2 separate regions of the Homo sapiens genome follow, and region 2 is linked to region 1. Evidence: chromatin contacts called from ENCODE Hi-C or POLR2A ChIA-PET data. All regions are on one chromosome and are shown on one strand. Each heading gives the region's core, a stretch centred on a gene start or an enhancer-like site at or near the end of the contact. The rest is flanking DNA. Distances are from core to core; before and after follow the strand shown. Region 1 holds the start of DIO2 (iodothyronine deiodinase 2). Region 2 overlaps CEP128 (centrosomal protein 128).

What was found. Hi-C counts contacts between places; a loop is a spot of excess contacts on that map. ChIA-PET counts read pairs that join two places held with the same protein, here RNA polymerase II (POLR2A). Pooled maps may share reads with other maps.
Region 2: a loop to region 1 is called in a map of PC-9, with 5 times the contacts of the local background. The contact joins the enhancer-like site here to the promoter of DIO2 in region 1. A Hi-C loop is called at or near these places in 2 of 168 maps with a recorded cell type or tissue (PC-9 and esophagus squamous epithelium) and 1 of 50 pooled maps. POLR2A ChIA-PET finds 5 or more read pairs at or near these places in 1 of 52 experiments (K562).

What each region holds. Positions count from the first base shown.
Region 1 is chr14:80,209,635-80,214,355 of GRCh38, reverse strand. It overlaps DIO2 (iodothyronine deiodinase 2), which reads left to right and starts at 2,852. Exons shown (of 2, transcript NM_013989.5): 1 at 2,852-3,105. The coding sequence starts at 2,884. DIO2-AS1 (DIO2 antisense RNA 1) reads right to left here and starts at 2,937. Exons shown (of 9, transcript NR_038355.1): 1 at 2,868-2,937.
Region 2 is chr14:80,565,911-80,570,631 of GRCh38, reverse strand. All of the region lies in intron 20 of CEP128 (centrosomal protein 128), which reads left to right. Among named protein-coding and RNA genes, the nearest start is that of DIO2, 360 kb to the right of the region's middle. Within about 2 kb of position 2,396, at least 3 of the 41 ENCODE cell types and tissues checked have a DNase peak (open chromatin) inside an H3K27ac peak, as active enhancers do; they include PC-9, where a contact is called at or near this core.

The DNA.
Region 1 (4,721 bases), core at 1,603-4,102:
CTCCTTAGCTTGCCATTTACAAACATACTTTCCTCCTTCAGAGCAAAAGCAAGTGAGAGAGAATTGGTTTAAAGCTGCTGAAGTCTCCACTGCAGGGGAGCACTGGTTTAATTCAATCAAGGTAGAATGAAGGTCTGAGAAGGGGAGAGATTCTAAGGCCTGGGCAATTGAGTGGAAGCAGCATTTCCTGAGTCTACACCTCCTTCTGCCATTGTTGGTGGGAACTATGGCAATATAGCTTTCACATCTCCACCAGTTAAAATACTGTGCTATCAACTCCCTGCCTTTGTTCTTTCTTTTTTCCCATAAGGACATTGAGTAGTTTGAGAAGATACATGCAGTAAATGTACATTGCATATATTAGTAATATTATTTTGCTAACATTGTATGCTAGTCATAGGGAAGGTGTAATTTTTCTATGTGGTTTATATTATTTTTCTAAGCTTTGAAGTCTTTTAACAATTTCGTCCATGAGATGCAAATTCAAAACTCATTAGGAGCCAAACTAATGAAAAAAATGAAAGAATTTGTAGGGAATGCTGAGGGTTGTGTCACAAGAGAGGGCATTGCACAAGGCCACCACGTTTTACAATTCCAGGGCACCCCCATTCACATCATATTGTATGTGAATGGTGCCCCCTAGTGTAGAGCAATGCAGAGGCCCTCTACATGCCCTGTTCATTCATTCATTCAGGACGTCCTCAATGAGCCAACTGTGCGCCAAGCATGGTTCTAGGTGTTGGGGAGGTAGCAGTGAACAAAGTGGACAAGAATCCCTGCTCTCACGGAACCTAAAGGCATTCTTTTTTGATTATTGTTTTTTTAAAGGCAAAAAAGCAACCTGCCAACCAAACAAAATGCATTAATATGCAGAATTCAGCTAACAGGACGACAAATTAATGACTCTTGTCTAGGCTTTTAAATTATTTCTGTGATCATGAAGGTTTTAGCCACATGGAAAAAATACGCAATACGCTAACCACAAGCTTGCACCTACTGCTTAGCTTATGCCTAAGCTCTGGCTACATAGAAAACTCAGCTATCTATTACCCAGTATCTAAAACTCAGTATCTATCACTGAGAAAACTCAGTGATCTATTAGGTAACACAGGATGAAAAAGTAGAATAAAGTGGGGGTCATGCCATTCTGCCAAAGCATTGTCTGCCTAAATACCTGTCCTAAAGACTCATGGGAGAGGCAAGCCAATGAACAATGGTCAATGTGGCACCTTGAACCAATTCAGTCGGCTCTTAACTTCCCATACATTTAATTAAAATTTTTTTCAAACAAAAAGGAAGATTCCTTAAAGTATCAGGTCTCTTAGGGGTTATGCTAACAGAAGCAGGTGAAACACCAAATTTAAAGAGCTTTCATTAATAATTTCTCAGCCTTATGGCTTCTTAATGCTATTCAATGGAAAGTTTTAATTTTATCTGCAAAATGAAGCTAAAAGAATGTCGCCTAGCTCCTTCCCTGTCTGGAGGAACTTGGATTTTTTTTTTTTTTTTCATTAGAAGCTTGGGTAAAACTAAAAAGAAACCTGTATTCAAGTTTCTGCAAGAAGCTTTAAAGAAATGCTGGGATGGTACTCAAATAGTTTACAAGTTTTCCACCTACAACTCATTTTGCATTTTCTTAAATAAGATAATGACTCAAAAAAATTTAAAGGACCTAGGTCACAGATCTTACAAAGGGTTGGAGTCATGGTATAAAGGTATAAAGATTGTATATAAATGTTCATATTTTCCAAGAAACAGAGCAAAGACCGCCTGTGATAACTCTTCCTTTTTTCTACCTGCCTTCCAGGATCCTTTCTTTCCAAAACCCCTCATAAATTAATGATAATGATAATCAGAAGAGAGAGTGTTGGCCATATCAATCTGCACATTATATTAAATTACTTTTCCCAAAGTTTGGAAGCATTTCCTGAAGGCTGTCAAGGGTATTAGTTTTTTTCTCTCTTTAAATCACAAAGCAAAATTCCACTGTCTCTCCCCAACCCCTTCTAAAAAAAAAAAGTTGTCGAGTTTTGCTTTTCTATTCACTGCAATCCTGGCCAAAGTAAAGCCCTCTTTCTCAATGACGTCAAGATCTTTACCAAGATTAGGCTTTCACTTCTCTATTGCAGCAATTAGCCAGGGAATGTATAAAAGGCGTCAGGGAGACTCACTGGGCTGCAGAGAGAGGCACTTTGCACCACAGACAGATAGCAAGAAGGGAAAGACAGAGAGTGAGAAAAAAGAGGAGTCAGTCGCTCCTGGGGAAGGGAGAGAGTGAGACTGGGAGAAAGAGAAGCACAGAAAGTGTGTGTAAAACGGAGTAAAGAAAGAAAAAAAAAAAACTACCCTTAAAGCACATTTAAAAAAAAAAAAAACTCTGGCAATTCAAGAAAGAAACAGGCTACGTTTAAAGAGCATAGAGACAATGAAAGGCTAAAGAAAATTTTAAAATCTCTGCCACAGTCTCATAGGTGCTTGGAAATGAAAGTAGAACTGCCTGTCTTTAACGGACTCTGACAGAGGTAACTGGATTAGGGACGAGTACGCCAGCTTTTTTTTTTTTTTTTTTTTTTTTTTTTTAACATCTTAAATCCTGAAAAAAAAAAAAAAAAAAAAAAAAAGGCAGCAGCTCCGAATTGAATGAATTGATGGGCACACTCCAACTGCTGGGCTGGAGAGACTGGACTTAGTCTTGCCATTTCTGCTTCTTTGAAAGAGGAGACAACTTGGGCTTCCTTTTAATTTAGTTTTTTTTCCCCTTCTCCCCCAACCCCCAACCTTCCCCCTTACCTCCCCCACCCCCTTTATCACCACCCCCCTTTTAAATAAGAGGGTGAAGGGGAACCAGAGCGCACAAGGGAACTGACTCAGGAGGCAGAGAAGATGGGCATCCTCAGCGTAGACTTGCTGATCACACTGCAAATTCTGCCAGTTTTTTTCTCCAACTGCCTCTTCCTGGCTCTCTATGACTCGGTCATTCTGCTCAAGCACGTGGTGCTGCTGTTGAGCCGCTCCAAGTCCACTCGCGGAGAGTGGCGGCGCATGCTGACCTCAGAGGGACTGCGCTGCGTCTGGAAGAGCTTCCTCCTCGATGCCTACAAACAGGTGAGCTGAGCTGAGAAGGGCTTCTCCCTAGGTCTACAGGGGCAGGGGCTCATATGCTGGGGACCAGAGGCCATTGGGAGCATTGGGGGGAGAGCTGTGAAGCCCTATTTGTGGGGTTGCCAAGTGAGCCTCTAAGTTTACTTTCCACACCTGTTGCACAGGTTAGCTTGGGAGGGTGACAGCTATTAAGCCATAATGACTCTGTGTGACCTAATAAGGAATCTTTCTACTAAGGGTTATTAATATCTTGCTGTGATTTGGGAGTAGAAGGCATTGTGCTGGTACGATAACTTGGGAAAAGTCAGAAAATGATGGAGAAGAGGAGACTGCTGCATTTATTCTGCTCTTGCCATAAACTGGAATTTTGATTTTTTGCTTGATGGGAGGCTGAGGTACACTGAGGAAGTATGTTCGAGGGGTGGGTACTGAAAAGCAAGAAATGAGAAATGCTACTCAGAACTCTCAGAGAGTTGACAAGATAAGAAAGTGGTCATAGAAATTGTGATTGGGCATCATAGCTGCTTGGTTTCTGGTAGAGGTAAGAGTTAATGAAAGCAAGCAGCTGTGTGCCACCTCCTCTACATTGATTCAAATTTGAACCCTTTGGAAGCGATTTTCAGGCAGTGATCCTGAGTTACTAGATATCAACTTGCGAAAGAAAAGTCTGAAAACTAGCTGTCAGAAATCCAGCATTTGTAAGGGAAGCCTCCTTTACTTTGTTTCTCAAAAATAAAATACGTTGCCCTAGAAAGAGATGATGGGTCTGTGATTCATTAAATCTCAGAGCTGTTATGAGCATTAGAGCAGTGGTCTCCCTTACCTGCTCAGGTAGTGCCCAGGGGCTGCTCTCTCAAAATCAGAGGTAGTGATCTTAGTTTCTAAGTGAAAAATACTGTGTTCCAGGCTTTTTGCTGGTGAGAGATGTTAGTAGAGCATTTTCAACTAAGATCTTCAGGGGCACAGAGGATGATTTTCGCCCTGGTCTTTTGTCAGTTTTCCCCCACCTGCTATGCCCATATGACTTCTAAAGGTCCCCTCCACCCCCTCAACCAGGCTTGAGAAGAATGAACTATTTTGGCAAAAGTAGTTATCAAAATAGACAATCTTGGTTTCCCTAAAAGTGTTGTGGGACCTTGCCCAAGATGCCAGAAAAAGCAACTGTACATCTGTATTTTAGAGGAATATAGAAGCCAGGTGTTCAGTGAAGTGGTGTGTTTTAGGCAGGCAGCACCTTAGAACCAGAGACGGGGAACTCGAAATAATAGAGACGCAAGGGAATGCATCCTCCATAAATAAACACTAGAAAACTAAAACCATGCGCCAAGAAAAGAGAAGAAGTAACTTGTAAAATTACAAAGAATTCAGGACAGGATTGTTCTTCTGAAAATCAGATGTTCAAGAAGAAAATATCTGTTGTGAACTAGGGAAATTTTACCACAATGCACGTCTTTATTATTGATAGTAACCCAAAGAGGGTTTGTGTTTATTGTTGTTAAAAATGTGAATAGTAAGAGCTCTTATTAGTAGATGGAAATTCTTTTATGAGAATATGAATTGGTGCTCAAAGTTCTAACAGTAAAAACTCATTTATATTGTGCATGTCAGTGAGGACGGGA
Region 2 (4,721 bases), core at 1,147-3,646, 360 kb before region 1:
CACAATTTTTAATTTGTTTTTGAGGTTAGTATAGACTGTTTTGAGTCAAATGGAGCTGGATTACAGACCAGCCTCCCCGACCCCCTACATTTAATCACAACATGGACTTCAACACACTTAATGTCTTTGAAGTCTATGTTCCTGGCTTTAAATGAGTGAAATTAATGATATCCTCCTACTGGAAGTTTTCATGAACATTAAAAATAAGAACATATGGGCCGGGCACGATGACTCACGCCTGTAATCCCAGCACTTTGGGAGGCCGAGGTGGGCGGATCCCCAGGTCAGGAGCTCAAGACCATCCTGGCCAACATGGTAAAACCTCATCTCTACTAAAACACAAAAAATTAGCCGGGCGTGGTGATGCGCATCTGTAGTCCCAGCTACTCAGGAGGCTGAGGCAGGGGAATCACTTGAACCCAGGAGGCGGAGGTTGCAGTGAGCCAAGATTGTGCCACTGCATTCCAGCCTGGGCAACAGAGCAAGACTTCATCTCAAATAAATAAATAAAAAGAACATATGTTAAAAGTACCCAATGCAGTTTTGGCAATTAAACTTACAATAAATAGTTTTGATTTTTATGGTACTAGTAATATAAAGGGATGTTTTCGTTAATAGCCATAACACATACCAGTGTCCCTTTTGTTCTTAAAATTAAGGAAACCCATTCCTATCCCAGGATCTCTGCATCTGCCTCTCTCGGTAATACTTTTCCTTTAGCTCTTTCAGTGGCTGGCTCATTTCCTTCTTTTAGGTTTCAGCTCAAATGTTACCTCTTCATAGGGATGTAAGCTGACCAACCTGTCTAGAGTATTTTTATGTTATGCAATATTATCCTTGCTTTGATTGGTTTCAACCAAATAAACATGTAAAGACCACTTTCAGTTCATGGGCCTATAAAAACAGGTGCCTGCCTGGACTTTGCTTACCCCTGCTTTAGAATGAACTAGTTTAACTGTTAACTGGCATAGGGAGAGTCTAATAAGAATATTTTTTTGAATTTTTCCTCAAAGAATAAATTTCTGTTGGTAGAATTTGAAATAATTTGGTAAATGGAAAGAAAGTATAATTTTGAGTAATCAGACTTTTCTGAACTCCTACAACCACACTGTATCAGCATTCCATTATCCACAGGTAAGGTTGTGAGTAGCTGTCATTACCGGCGAAAACTGCCCAGGTGAGGCTATTAACAAACTCTCATCCAATTTATTCCTTCATTTCATAGACTTTGGAATTTAAGATCACTTACTTCCAGGGATGATTTTGAAAGCAATACAGTTGAGGATGCTTTGAGCTAAATCACTACTCTTTATTTATAGTCCTGAAAAGTAAAATGTTTTAGATTTAAAGTAATAATGTCCCTGAAATTTGTGACTTTAATTTGGGTAAGGAATTATTTGGGGGACCATTTTAAAAGTACTACATCATATCATTTTCTCTAAATGCAGAAATTTAGAAATTTGTTTGAAATTATTATAGTCAAATTAGTGCTGTTTTTATAGCTATTACTATTTATAACATTTTCAATTACTTTAAGATAATAGAGCTTTCCAACTCTTTTTCATAACTCACATCTCTCTCAAACAGCCGAAGCTACTGTTTAAACTTCCACCTTGGGAAGATGCTAGTCAGACTGCAGTGAGAAATCAGAGTGAAGCTCAGTTTGAAGAAAAAGCAGTTAAGTATTTCATAGGTAGGAATATTTAGGATATTTGGGACTGAACAGTTAATATACATCTGCTTTATTTTAGTGCATATAGGATAAGTCAGCCTTCATGTATGCTTCCCAGAAGTGCAGCTAAAAACTTAGTTGTTGGTTTTTTTTTCCCCTCGTTGTTCTTAGAAAGAAGAGTGTACCAATGATAATCAGAGGGCAGATAATCTGGTTACTTTAAATTGTTTAGCTACATTTCCCTTCTTACCTGCGCGTGTGTGTTGGGAAATGGAGATTAATAATAGTTTTAATCTCAGTCAAACTGAATTAAGAAGCAAGAAAAAGCTACCCCATCTCAGCCATTGTATTAGTTTAAGACTTTCTGCTTCGATGTTGATCATCCTCATCAGCAGCCCCTCTAGTGTAGAATGCTGAGGGGTAACTGAACACAGAAGCACACAGAAAGAATATGAGAGTGACGGGCAAGAAAGAGTCTCCATTACAATGTTCCTTGTGCATTAGTTCCTGTAAATGACTCTGCATGTAAATTATGATGTGGATTACTGGAATTGCCCAAAGGTAAGTCATTAATTCCAAAGGTGGACTATTTACTTGTAGCATTTAATGACTCAGCTGTGTGACATGCATGATAGTTAACAATCCAGTGCTGTAATTTAAAGACTCAGGAGAACACGGCGTGGGAGGAAGGATTCTGTGGTTATATGGGTTTCTCTGTAAACTTTTTCACCTAGAAGCCTAGGAGATATGTGCCCTTCGGGGAAACAAAGGAGATGTCAGCCTCAGGGAGTCTCATTAGACCAACTATATTCAGTGGCAGTCAGATACACAACCCTTTGTGTACCTGAAAATGAAAGCATACCCTCTTATTTTCCACAAGTTCTGCATGACACAAGCCTGCTCATAAATTATGCCATAATCATTCTTGCAATATGATTTGCATAGGAGTTCAGGGCATATGCCATTGATACATGACTAACCTCACGACTGGTGTCGTGTACTTTTTTTTTTTTAAATGTAAATCCTTGAAAAATATATGGTGTGCTGGTTTCTGAGTTGTTGGCCTTCTCCTGGTACTCCTCAATTCCTCTTTCTCCATCTCTTTGTGGGGACAGTCAGCATCTGAAATTGCACTGGTTGTCCTTTGCATTGCCCCTAGCCACCATCATAGTCTTTATTTTATCTGCAAATAATCTTTAGTTGTTCTCCAGTCCAGATGTCACTCACCTTTGTTACCTGTTACGAGCAGTTTCACTGGAGAATTTGACAGTCCCTGGAGAAAGATAATTCTGTCTCTTGCCCTTCATTTTGTCTGTAGTGATATTCTGTAGCACACACCTATGTACCACATTACGTTGTGCTTTAAAGGAAGAATCTTGAAATGATTATTTTAAAGGAAAATAAGGAAAAGAAAGCTCATAGCTTTGCTTCGTGATTTGAAATTTAAAGGGTAGTCTCAGAATTTTTGGTGTCAGTTTCATATAGCTACCTAGAAGTATGTATAGGGATTTTAAATAAAACCCTACCTTGCCGCTCAGGCTGCATTTTCCAGTCTGAAATCTGTCCCAACAAACCAATAGACCCCCATTTCTGTATCTTTCTCTTCATCTTCTTTGTTTTCCCCACTTGTATTCTTCACCCCACAAACCCGTACACATACCCCACTTCAATATAAATACAACCGCAGCCTTTCCTGAACAATGTCAAAACTGAAGTATAATGGTCAATAATCTCCTCATAATAAAACCACAAACTAAAACACCCACCAGAGAACACAGCAGAAGAAAGCTACAGAAGAACAACTGGCTGCCCTCAGGTCTCTGTCAAGGCAATAGTAGTAAATGACAGAACATATTGGAAATGTGGATCAACCACCTTGAGTCTGTTTTTAAATCCTGTGATTGTTTCTGCTTCTGGTTCTATCAGAGATTTGCCACACCCAGGTTGAAAATCAGGCAACAAGGACCATTATTGGGCTTCCCTGTAGGCTAGAACATGACATATCACTTTAAATTGGCTTTTCTTCCTAAGTCAAAATGTTGGTTTTTTTTTTTTTCCTTGACAACTTTTCAGACAAAATCTTTAAGCCTCGCTGTTTTTTTTTTCTTCAATATGTGTGTTGTGTTATTTTAGACGCTGAAGTAGGTTGTTTGAAAAGGCACATAAGCAGCCAGTGAAATGAATGAACAGAAATTGACTACAGGTATCTAATGATGGTTACAGTGAACACAGGATGATTGGGAAACCAGTGCAAGCTGCTCCAATGCCACCCATCCTGGAGTATTTGATGTATAGACAAACTTCTTTCACTGACTTTTAATAGATAGCATACAATTTTATATATAAATCACAGATGCATTTGGTATATTCAAAGCCAACTTATGCTACATTTTAAAGCTTTTTTTGATGTTGCTACACTGAGATAGTGATTTTTGTCTTGATTTTGTTTGAATTTTTTTTAAATCACTGTAAGAAATGCTGACCTTTTGTGTGTGATGATTAATCAAAGCCTTTCCCTTTTCATTATCTTAAAGTTTGGCAAAGAATACTATTTTAAATGTATTCAAATAATTTCAAATAAAATGACTTCTAGCTCTTTTAATTATTTAAAATGACTGACAAATTTTTAAAACGTAATGGATTGTCATGGGGAAATGCTGAGGAGAAAAAATATATATATTTGTATTTCATTCTATAGGGTTTATTTAGGAAGTAGCAGGTAAACTGTGAGTGTGGATTAAACAGAGTTGACTTTGGAAGGAAGAACGCCATGCAGTGGTCTCTTTGGGTGAAGTTGAGTGGATTTTTCTTCCAGAAGACAGGCTTTGTATTTTACAATAGTGATGGTAGGGAGTCCTCAATGTGGGTTTTTCTTTTTGAAAAGTATATGTCCATCATGGTCCCTAAGTCCCAGAGAAGTTGCCAGAATTATTCTATACTCTTCAAGCTTCTAAGATGTGGAAAAGATAGAAGACTCTTCTTACGTTTTTATGCCAGTGTTATGCTTTTTCATATGCTAATGATATCTTTAAAGCATTCTTGGAAAATG